2 separate regions of the Homo sapiens genome follow, and region 1 is linked to region 2. Evidence: chromatin loops called from intact Hi-C (ENCODE). Cell type or tissue: GM12878. All regions are shown on one strand. Links, peaks and the distances in the headings refer to the core of each region. The heading gives the core; the rest is flanking DNA. Region 1 overlaps ACOXL (acyl-CoA oxidase like). Region 2 overlaps ACOXL (acyl-CoA oxidase like).

Region 1 (4,389 bases), core at 290-4,289, 230 kb after region 2:
ACTGGTAAAATCTGAATAAAGTCTATAGTTATTAGTAATGCATTAATATTGGTTTCCTAGTTTTTACAATGAGCCATAGTTATGGGGAAACTGGGTGAAGGGCAAATGAGAACTCTTGTTATCTTTGAAACTTTTCTGTAAATTTGAAAGTATTCCAAAATAAAAAGTTTACTAAAAAAACAAAAAGTTAGCATAGGGAGATAGCAATCAGCCTAAACTGTTTCTAAATAAATAAAACTTTCCAGAACACCCAGGACTTATACCGACGCTCCAGTCTGATGGAAATTAGAAATGCATATATATACTTAAAAATTATCTCATTTCATTCTCATTAAGACCTTCAAGGAAAGTAAGGCTAATATAATCCCCATTCAACAAATGAGTAAAACTAAGAAAGAGAGACATTAAATGACTGTCGAAGATTCTAGCTGAACACAGAAACCAGAGCTCCGAATCCCAAATGGAGGTGGGTTAAGCTCCAGGCATCACCCATTTGTAGTCCTCCTTGTTCCTTTGGCACACTCTAGGGCACTAGATGCCCTGAGGAGTTCATATGCTTCTCCAAAGCAGGCAAAATCCATCCACATATTCAGAAGGCAGTGCAAGTGCCCAGTTGTTCAACCGAGGCCCCACAAGAGAAGGAGTTGGGTTGAGGTTTATTTTTAAAATTCCAATCCCCCACAGTCCTTCAAATCAGATAACTAATGCCTATTCTTTTGTCTGGAACTTCAGTGTTGTCAGAGCAGGTCCATATTCATTCTTATATCATCCTCACAAGCACCCTTTAGTGTGAACAGCTGTTACTCCCCTGTAGGCACAGAGAAACTGAGGTTGACTTGCTGCTCAGTGAGCAAATAGTAAGCTGGGGCTTCTATGGCAGATTTCGGACTCCACTCCACTGCTGTCCTAGTGTCTCCCTAGCTGGGGAGGAGGATGAGCTGCTCCCCCTTGCTGCCCTCTCTGTGAGACCTTGGCTCGAAGGCCAGTGGTGGTGCCCCCGGGGCTCCATCCTAACAAGGTCTCTAAGTACACAAGATTCCTGTGTCCTGGCCATTAAGCATTTTTGCAGGGGTATGTAGAGAACAATTGTGTTCCTTGTTCTTGGAAAATTTAGTGTCCAGGCATTATCCTGTTTCAGTCTTCATTAACCCAGACATTTGTATTTATTTTGCTTCAGATAATTATCAGCATTAGTGAGTAGCTATCAGCTGAGACTCATTTTAAGGAAGAAAGCCTTTCAAAATGACCCAACAGTTAACAATTGTATATCTCCATTAAAACTGACTTCATTTTGCTTTTTAAAAAATAAAGCAAAGATCTCAGCTTCTTAAAGTGGAGAATTTTAATGCAAATGGCTATTTGACTGATAATCTCTTACTTTATTTTACACCGTGCCTTGAAGTTGACTGAAGTTACAGTAGCCTTATTTTGTTCCCTGAACTCCTGGACACAGCTGTCCTGCTCTGCCAGTGCCTGCCTGCATTGGGACGTATGGAAAAGAACAAGTACTTGTGAACATGTGGTCAGCCCATGCTGAGAAATCAATGCAGGAGGAAGCTTTTCAGTCTACCTGTGTTGAGAGAACCACAGCCCAGCTGTGGGTTGCAGATCAAAAAAGGACCCTATTCAGTGTGGTGAAAATAATACTTAGCAAAATGTTGAATCAGGTTCTATTTCCTGCCATGAGCTCAAATAATGGAATCATGTGAGCATGCAGGTGATGAAGGACCCACAGGGAAGTGAGGCAGGCTGTGTAACCCACGCACAGCAGGGAGGAAGGCCACTCCACCTCCCAGGGAACGTAGTGAATTGCCTGTAAAATTAGCAGTATTGAAAAACCAAAAACTCGTTCACTAAGAGAGAAAATAAATACTGATTGTAACCATGTCCAAGAAATCTGGACACCTCCCCCATATTTGATCATATTTACACCCATAGCTGCTACTCTCACCCACATGTTGCCTTCACGTCCTATTTGAGTCATGACTGTCAACTCTGAGATGCATCGTTTCTGTTGGCACCTTAGTGCACCTGAGGCTTTCTCCATGCCTCTAGGGCTGTTTTCATTTTGGTGTCCCCCTGATTTGCTAGGTGAAGCCCAGATTCACCAGCACAAGCACAAATCCTGTTTTGCACCCTTGCTGGGAAGTGGACACAGGAGCAGTTGCATCAGCCAGCAGCCTTCGTCTGCCCTACTGAAAGGAGCCATTCGTTTCCTCCCTGAGTGAGGGAGAGCTGCTCAGGAGCCCAGCTGCAATAAGGAGGCCAAGGAGGGCCTGCTGATGACATGTGATTGAGATTCTGACTGTATCTGCTCAAGTCTAAAATGACCACTAGGGTTGGGTTTTAGTTTCAGTTCAGTCAATCAAACCGTTGAATCATAGAGGAAGAAGAGCATTCAAGCCTGTTGATTGATGAGTCATTCAAGTAGTTCTGAGTAGACATTGCCAATGGCATCTTGCTTTATTCTCAGGAGATGTGGCTTGGAGGAAGAATGCGCAGAAGTGTGGTAGACACCAGGCCCCCAAGCCAGGATGCTGCTTGGCTCCTTTGAACGTAGAAGATGGATTACACTCGTTTACTATTTTAATCTAAGCATAAAGTATAAATGCAGTCACTGCTTAGTGTCACAAAGGCTTGTGATTAAAGAACACACAAAAAAAAATTAGGAGAGAGTTCTAAGCTGGAAAGATGGTGCTGGGATATAGCCCTTCTCAAATCTGAACTTCAAGAAAAACAGATAGCCCACACCCATACCCGCCGGGCTTAGAAACAGTACATGTGCCCTGAACTTCCTACAAATGCGGTGTTGGTTGTTTTCCATGCCACATTGAATGTTTCTTTTTAATGAACACTCAGATTTCCCATCCTTCTATTTCTCATTCCCCAGACCACCTGGATCAAGAGACACATTCAGACGCTAGAATTGAATGTAACATGAACTAAGGTTTAGGCACAGCATATTGAAAGCATTCATTGGAGTGGGGAAGAGAGATGGGGTTTCTCGGTCACTCACCTCCTACCCATAGACTTCTGTTTTTCTCTGTAATGAATTTGAGGGAAAAAAAAAAAAAACTGTTTCCCTCACCTCCACTCCATTCACCCCACCCACCCCATCCAGTAAGGCCCATCTGATTTGGCTTCAAGGCAGTGAGAACCCCTGGCTGTGTCATCCTGACTGAAGCTGGCATGAGGTGTAAGCACAGGGACCTACTCTGCCAGGGTGGGAAGGGACAGCCCCTGGCTGTGGTCAGTGAGTTGAGGATGTTATTGAAATGACATTGAAATGGAGTGATCATACCGGAAATGCAACTGGGAGTCACATTTTTAAATCCTCTTTGATTTGAAAGCATCCCCAGAACTGGTTTTAACCTAGCTTCACATCTGTAGGACTCCTGGTTCACCACCTCTTGGAGACAGCAGGGACCAACTAGAATGTGGGTGTCTCCTGTTCCACCTTCTCCTCCCAGTGCAAAAGACTCTAAAACAGGGAAATAGGGAAAATATGAGTACAAACAGTGTCCTGCTAAGAGACGAGAAAATCTCTCTTTTCCCTTCCCCCTTCCATCTGCTCCTGACCTTGCATGCTCCTCAGTGGTATAAAATACATTGCTGAACCTATAAATGCAGACCATTCAAGTCAGGTTAAGAAAATCTAAATGGGATTTGGTTTCTTCAGTTTGGCCAGTAAAAGGGACCCTGAGGTCACCCTGCTGCAATCCCTGTTTCCTCATGGCAGCCACCTGGTCCACTCTCATGCTATGCCTCACAGTACAGCTTTGTGTATCTGGAGACTGAGCTGGGATCATTCTATTTTCTTCATTCAAGGGTAACTAATAAGCACAAGAGAGGGCAAATTGTTTTGCTGAGCTCCAGCCTCTGAGTTTCTCTGGCAGCTGCATTGTCCTGGTCTCCTTGGGGAGATGCTTAAAGTGCTGGGAAATTGGGTGCCCTTCTCCGTGAGTGTCTTTGGGTTCATACCCTCGGTCCAGGATGCACAGTGAGAATTTCTGACTGGTGAAACTTGTACCTAAGAATAGCCATGTTGCACAAAAAAAAAAGACCTCTCAGGAGATGAGACTCATCTGAGTCCAATCAGACTCCAGTAATGCAGTTAAGGATAGTGGATTTTATTATGATTCCAGGGAATTTAAATAAATTACTGAACTTGAAACAGAAATGACCCCAGTATATCCATTTTTGTATAAATTGATATTCTAGCTAGAAATCAATAATTTTTATAGTGTAAAATGTGTTTGTAGTTGCTTTTCTTTTTTCTGATGGTAAGTTACCTTTTCCCTTTGATTTTACAGACGAGACATTGCTGTGGCCTGTTCCATTTCACTTCTCTTCCCTTCTCTGGGGGACTCAAAGTGTTTGGTACTTAGT
Region 2 (4,389 bases), core at 170-4,169:
GGCGGTTGGGGGATGGTCCACAGGATGCCGTGAGCCCCAGGTAGCAGGATGTTTGCTGAGCCTGCTCTTACAAGTTTTAAAGTATTATCTTATGTATGCCTCTCAGCAACCCTGTGGCAGAGGTACTGGAATTATTCCTGTCTCTCTTTTGGGCACCTGGTGGGTGGGAAGGGGGCTGCAATTTGCCCCAGGTGCCTCCTTGACCACTGTCCCCACTGCTCAGCTTCAGAGCAGATGGAGTAGAGCCAGGGGAGGCTGTGAGCCTCCCTGCTCATCCCTCAAATTGCCCTGCCTCCTGCCATGGGAGAGGGTAAAAGGGCCCCCGTTGGGAGGGGCCAGGAGGGGCCCGGGCCTCCCAGAGTGTATCTGTTCAATTGCGTTTTCTACGTCTGTCCAGTAGGGCAGGTTTATATACAGGGAGACAGGCTCTCCAAGAAAACAATGGGGCCACCCCAGGTTTTGAGATGTTCTTGAGGAAGGTCATGCAGCCCTTCCCTCACCAGTGTATGAGGCTGAGGATGAGGCACAGGGTAGCTCTGTGGTCTTGGCATCCACCGTGTGGCATCGGCCAGCCCTAGGGCCCTATCCATGTCCTGGCCCTCTGGGTACAAGACCTGAGGCCCAGAGCACTGTGCTGGGTGGAAAACAGAAAACCCACCCCAGAGCAAGAGCCGGGGAGGATGCCCAGAGGGCAGGTGGGCGCTGCTTGCCTTGGGAGAGAGGGCAGCAAAAGGGAGACCAGCCCCCACCCTCAGCAGCCTGGGGGGCTCTGCAAGGCAGCAGGGGACAACGGAACCGAACAGAATGCTTTTGGGGGGGTGGTGAGGGGCTGCCCCGCTGCAGGGAGAGTGGGCACGACATTTGCGTGCCCCACGTTGGTTGGCATCAGCATGACAAGAAATTGTTTAGTTCTGTGGTTTCAGGCTCACTGCAAAATACGTCTCTCCCACCCCCACCCCAGCCCCTGGTTTCCCTTCCAGCCACACCTGACATCCCTCGGTCAGAGCTGGGCCTAGAGGCTGGAGGGCGAAGCAAGGCAGACAAAGGCAGGTCCCTGGGAAGCGGAATGAGCAGAAAAATTGGAGTTGAGAGGCCCCAAGAGCCCCTCTGCCATTCAGCCTGACCTTGAGCAAACCCATCACTGTCCTCATTAGAAGGCAAGAGAGGACGAGATTAGCATTTCTGCACATGACTCTGGATGGCCTCCTTCAGCACAGGGGAGGGGAGTGGTTGCTAAAATAGTAATAATGGTGCTACCACATGACAGTGCCCACCTCCTCTGGGTGTTGCGAGGGTTTAACAAGTTAGAGCAGAGCAGAGCTCACGGTGGAGGCCGTGAGGGCTGTGCTGCTTGTGTTTTAGAATGATTGGGTTTATTATTCGCATCATTTTCTGAATTTCAGGAGGATTCTTGGGCTCCATCCCGGATCTCGTGAACCAGCATCCCTCGGGGTGGGAGGCAGGAATCTGCCTTTTATGAAACACGTGCTTCAGGCCCCAGAGCCCTGAACTGGGAGGTCGCCGAGGTCTCTCTCTCCTGTGTTATCTGGGAGCGGGATTCTCACTGACCTTGTTCCCTTGTCCTGCCACCGGCAGGATTTTAAGCTGTGATCAGGTGCAGCTCTAAACCCAAGCACTGACACTAGCTTGCCACGTGGCTCCGCTCCGTAACCTGAAGGCAGCCTCTGAGCCGGTCCCTTGTCTGCACGCAGGCCAATGACGCAGCACAGTTAGAGTGAGGCCGACTTCCCACGTGCCTACCTAAGCCAGGATGTACACTTTGTTTCACAGGGACAAAGGATGGCCGTTCATGTGTAAATCTCATAAGTGGAAACTGCCACCTTTGAGAATATTTTTCTTGACTCTTGAAGAGGGAAGGACCGTGGAGAGCATTATTTCAGGGTTCTGTGAGTCACCACACACTTCTGCTTTCTTTATTAAGTGTATTTTTTGGACAAAGAAGAATGCAGCTTTGAACACTGTGTCACCGCAAGCCACACAATTCTAAGACTCTCCTCTTTACGCCTTTGACATGCAAGACCCTTGTAGATATGGGGAGGTGTGGAGCGTGGAGCCCCAGAAGTCACCGACCCAGCAGACAGGCTCAGGCTGTGCACATGGGTGTGGGCTTGGGGCTGTGAGTGTGTGGTCCTGGTGTTTGGGTGCACAAGTGTGCTTTCTGGCTGCATTTTTCTGGCTCGTCTCCTCTGGGAGCCCCTTGCTGCTCACCTCGATCCTATCATTCCAAAGGGAAAGCTACTTTTCTAGCACCCAGGTGGAATTGCATCCTGCAGTGGGCCCAGCTCTGCCTGATCCTGGTGCTGTGGGATTCAGGGAAGGCCGCCTGACCTCTGTGAGCCTTGGGTTCCTCATTTGTCAAATGAGGATTGTAAATTCCACCCTTATGGCACCTAAGTGAAGCTGTTGAAAGGCATTTGTAACCTCTACAATGGATGAGGAGGTTAAGGCACACAGACTCACCTGCAGGTGAGTCCCTGGCTCAAGGACATGCAGGAAAGAAACAGTAGAACCACTTCTGGGGCCCTGGAGTCTGTGTAAATCCACTCTACTGTATTTTATAAAGCACCAGCTGGAATCCTCAAAGAAAAGTGGGGAGCCTGGATGCCTCTGCTTTCAAGGAGACTGGACACATCATCATATCTAGCTTCTTTCCACTGACTGCACGGTACTTTATAAATGTCCCTCTCAAAGTCAGAAGGCTTGGACGCATCCTCTGTGATAGTGTGCCTTGGCCCCAGAACTGTGTTTCTAGAACTTGAAAGCCATCTTGTAATGCTCCATCTTGGAATCTAGACCCAGGCAACTCCAGCGTGGCAGGTTTTTTCTTGAGGAGGGGCACCACAGGATACCCACACCCAGAGAGAGGCAGGCAGAGAAATGAGGTGGGCCAGCCACGGTGCCAGGGAGGGTTCTGGGCTGTGCAGGTAGAGGGAGCTCCCCCGAGGTGCCTGTGGTGTGCCATGCCCAGGGGCCGGGTCAGCAGACTGGGTCAGAGAGGCTGGGGTGCTTCCAGCCCAGGCTGAGGCCCGTCCCTCTGGGAGGGAGGGAGCAGGCTGGGCAGACGGGCCAGGCCTGTTCCAGGAGCCCGTCTGGGGTAGATTGCATCACACTGTGTGCAGCTTGTCACTCCAGCTTGCCCAGGACCCCTGTCTTCTGTGGCTCGTGGCTGACAAGTGCTTCTCCGCAGGCACCGTGGGGCCTCTACAGCCAGGAGTCAGGACAGAGTAATGGCGGCTCGGGGTCAGGTCTCACTATGTGATGGCATGGCGACGAATTTAACACACTGGCACAGACGGGTCGGAATCAATGAAATGATTCTAAAAGTATTTTTGGTCCATTTGTTTATTCTTTCAGCAATGTTTGTTTGAGCGCCCCCTAGGTGCCAAACCCTGCTCTAGGCATTATAGGGATACCATGGTGAACAAAACTGATGAAAATCTCACCTTTGTGGAGCTGACAGTCTAGTGGAGGAAACAGAGAGGAAAAAGATAAATCAATAAAATATGAATTATATCAGTGATATTGAAACTGAGCCTGGTAGGCCGGAGCTTAAGTCTCTCTACTACTCCCCATCCATGCTCTGGTGGCTTATTGCAACCTCCCTGGGCTGTGCCTGGTGGTGGCCCTGTTGCCCCCCATATCACAGAACCTCAGGAGGTGCCCAGTAGGTGACAGCTGAATGAAAGCAGAATGCTCAGGAAAGTTTCCTGTTTGCTGCGAGGGACCCTCCTTCTCCAGCACAGCCAGCAGCAGTGGGTGTGGCTGTCTCACAGTTCCTGCCGTCTTTGAGGCGGCACGCAGAGGGTCGTGCTGGCTGCCTGGGAGCTTCTGCCACCCTCCGCCTCATGGACTATCTTCTGCCTGCCCTCTGCTCTGCAGGCAGCAGGGCGTCTCTAGTCTTGATGCAAGCTGCCCTTGACTCTTCAACAGCCCCGAATCACCAACAGCAGACCAAGCTTCTGCTGCGGCCCGTGTGCTTGCTTTCTAGATGTTTTTAGAAAGATCTGTAACTTCTGTCTTAATTTATGTTGGTTTAACAAGAAATCACATTTCTGTGGGATCTCGCAAATAGGGTTTTGTTCGGTTGTTTTTTCAAACACTGTAGATACAGCTGAAAACAGAACTTAACCCTTTGAACGTAGCCACTGGGTTGATGCAGCTCACAAACCCACAGGATTTCCTTTTCCTACAGAGACTCCGCTCTACTTGGGTCACCACGGAGAGTCCATGTCACCATGTTATCTCAAAGTTACAAAGGTCAGACCCTCTACTGACATTGAGCCTGTGCATTACCGGAAACCCTGGAGACCAGAAAGGCCCACTGGGATGAGATTGGTCACCTGGAGGGTGAAGACAGAGAGGAAGGGA

What was found. A loop is a pair of places that touch in the nucleus more often than their neighbours do. Peaks named below come from ENCODE experiments on the same cell type or tissue, not always from the same donor. Only the 100,000 strongest peaks of a DNase experiment are listed, where the experiment ranks them.
Region 1: a loop joins it to region 2, with 2.8 times the contacts of the local background. A loop is called at or near these places in 1 of 110 quality-filtered maps.

The regions. Positions count from the first base shown.
Region 1 is chr2:111,098,596-111,102,984 of GRCh38, forward strand. The region is part of intron 17 of ACOXL (acyl-CoA oxidase like); the gene reads left to right. ACOXL-AS1 (ACOXL antisense RNA 1) reads right to left here. Exons shown (of 4, transcript NR_122074.1): 3 at 3,302-3,481; 4 at 1-2,548. Among named protein-coding and RNA genes, the nearest start is that of ACOXL-AS1, 15 kb to the right of the region's middle. RefSeq lists an enhancer at 2,508-2,557. In GM12878, for the core only: a CTCF peak has its summit at 2,316; a DNase peak (open chromatin) is centred at 2,356.
Region 2 is chr2:110,873,400-110,877,788 of GRCh38, forward strand. All of the region lies in intron 10 of ACOXL (acyl-CoA oxidase like), which reads left to right. Among named protein-coding and RNA genes, the nearest start is that of ACOXL, 140 kb to the left of the region's middle. RefSeq lists enhancers at 652-1,275, 1,828-1,877, 3,442-4,306. In GM12878, for the core only: no CTCF peak of the experiment used is centred there; a DNase peak (open chromatin) is centred at 1,902; H3K27ac peaks cover 483 bases.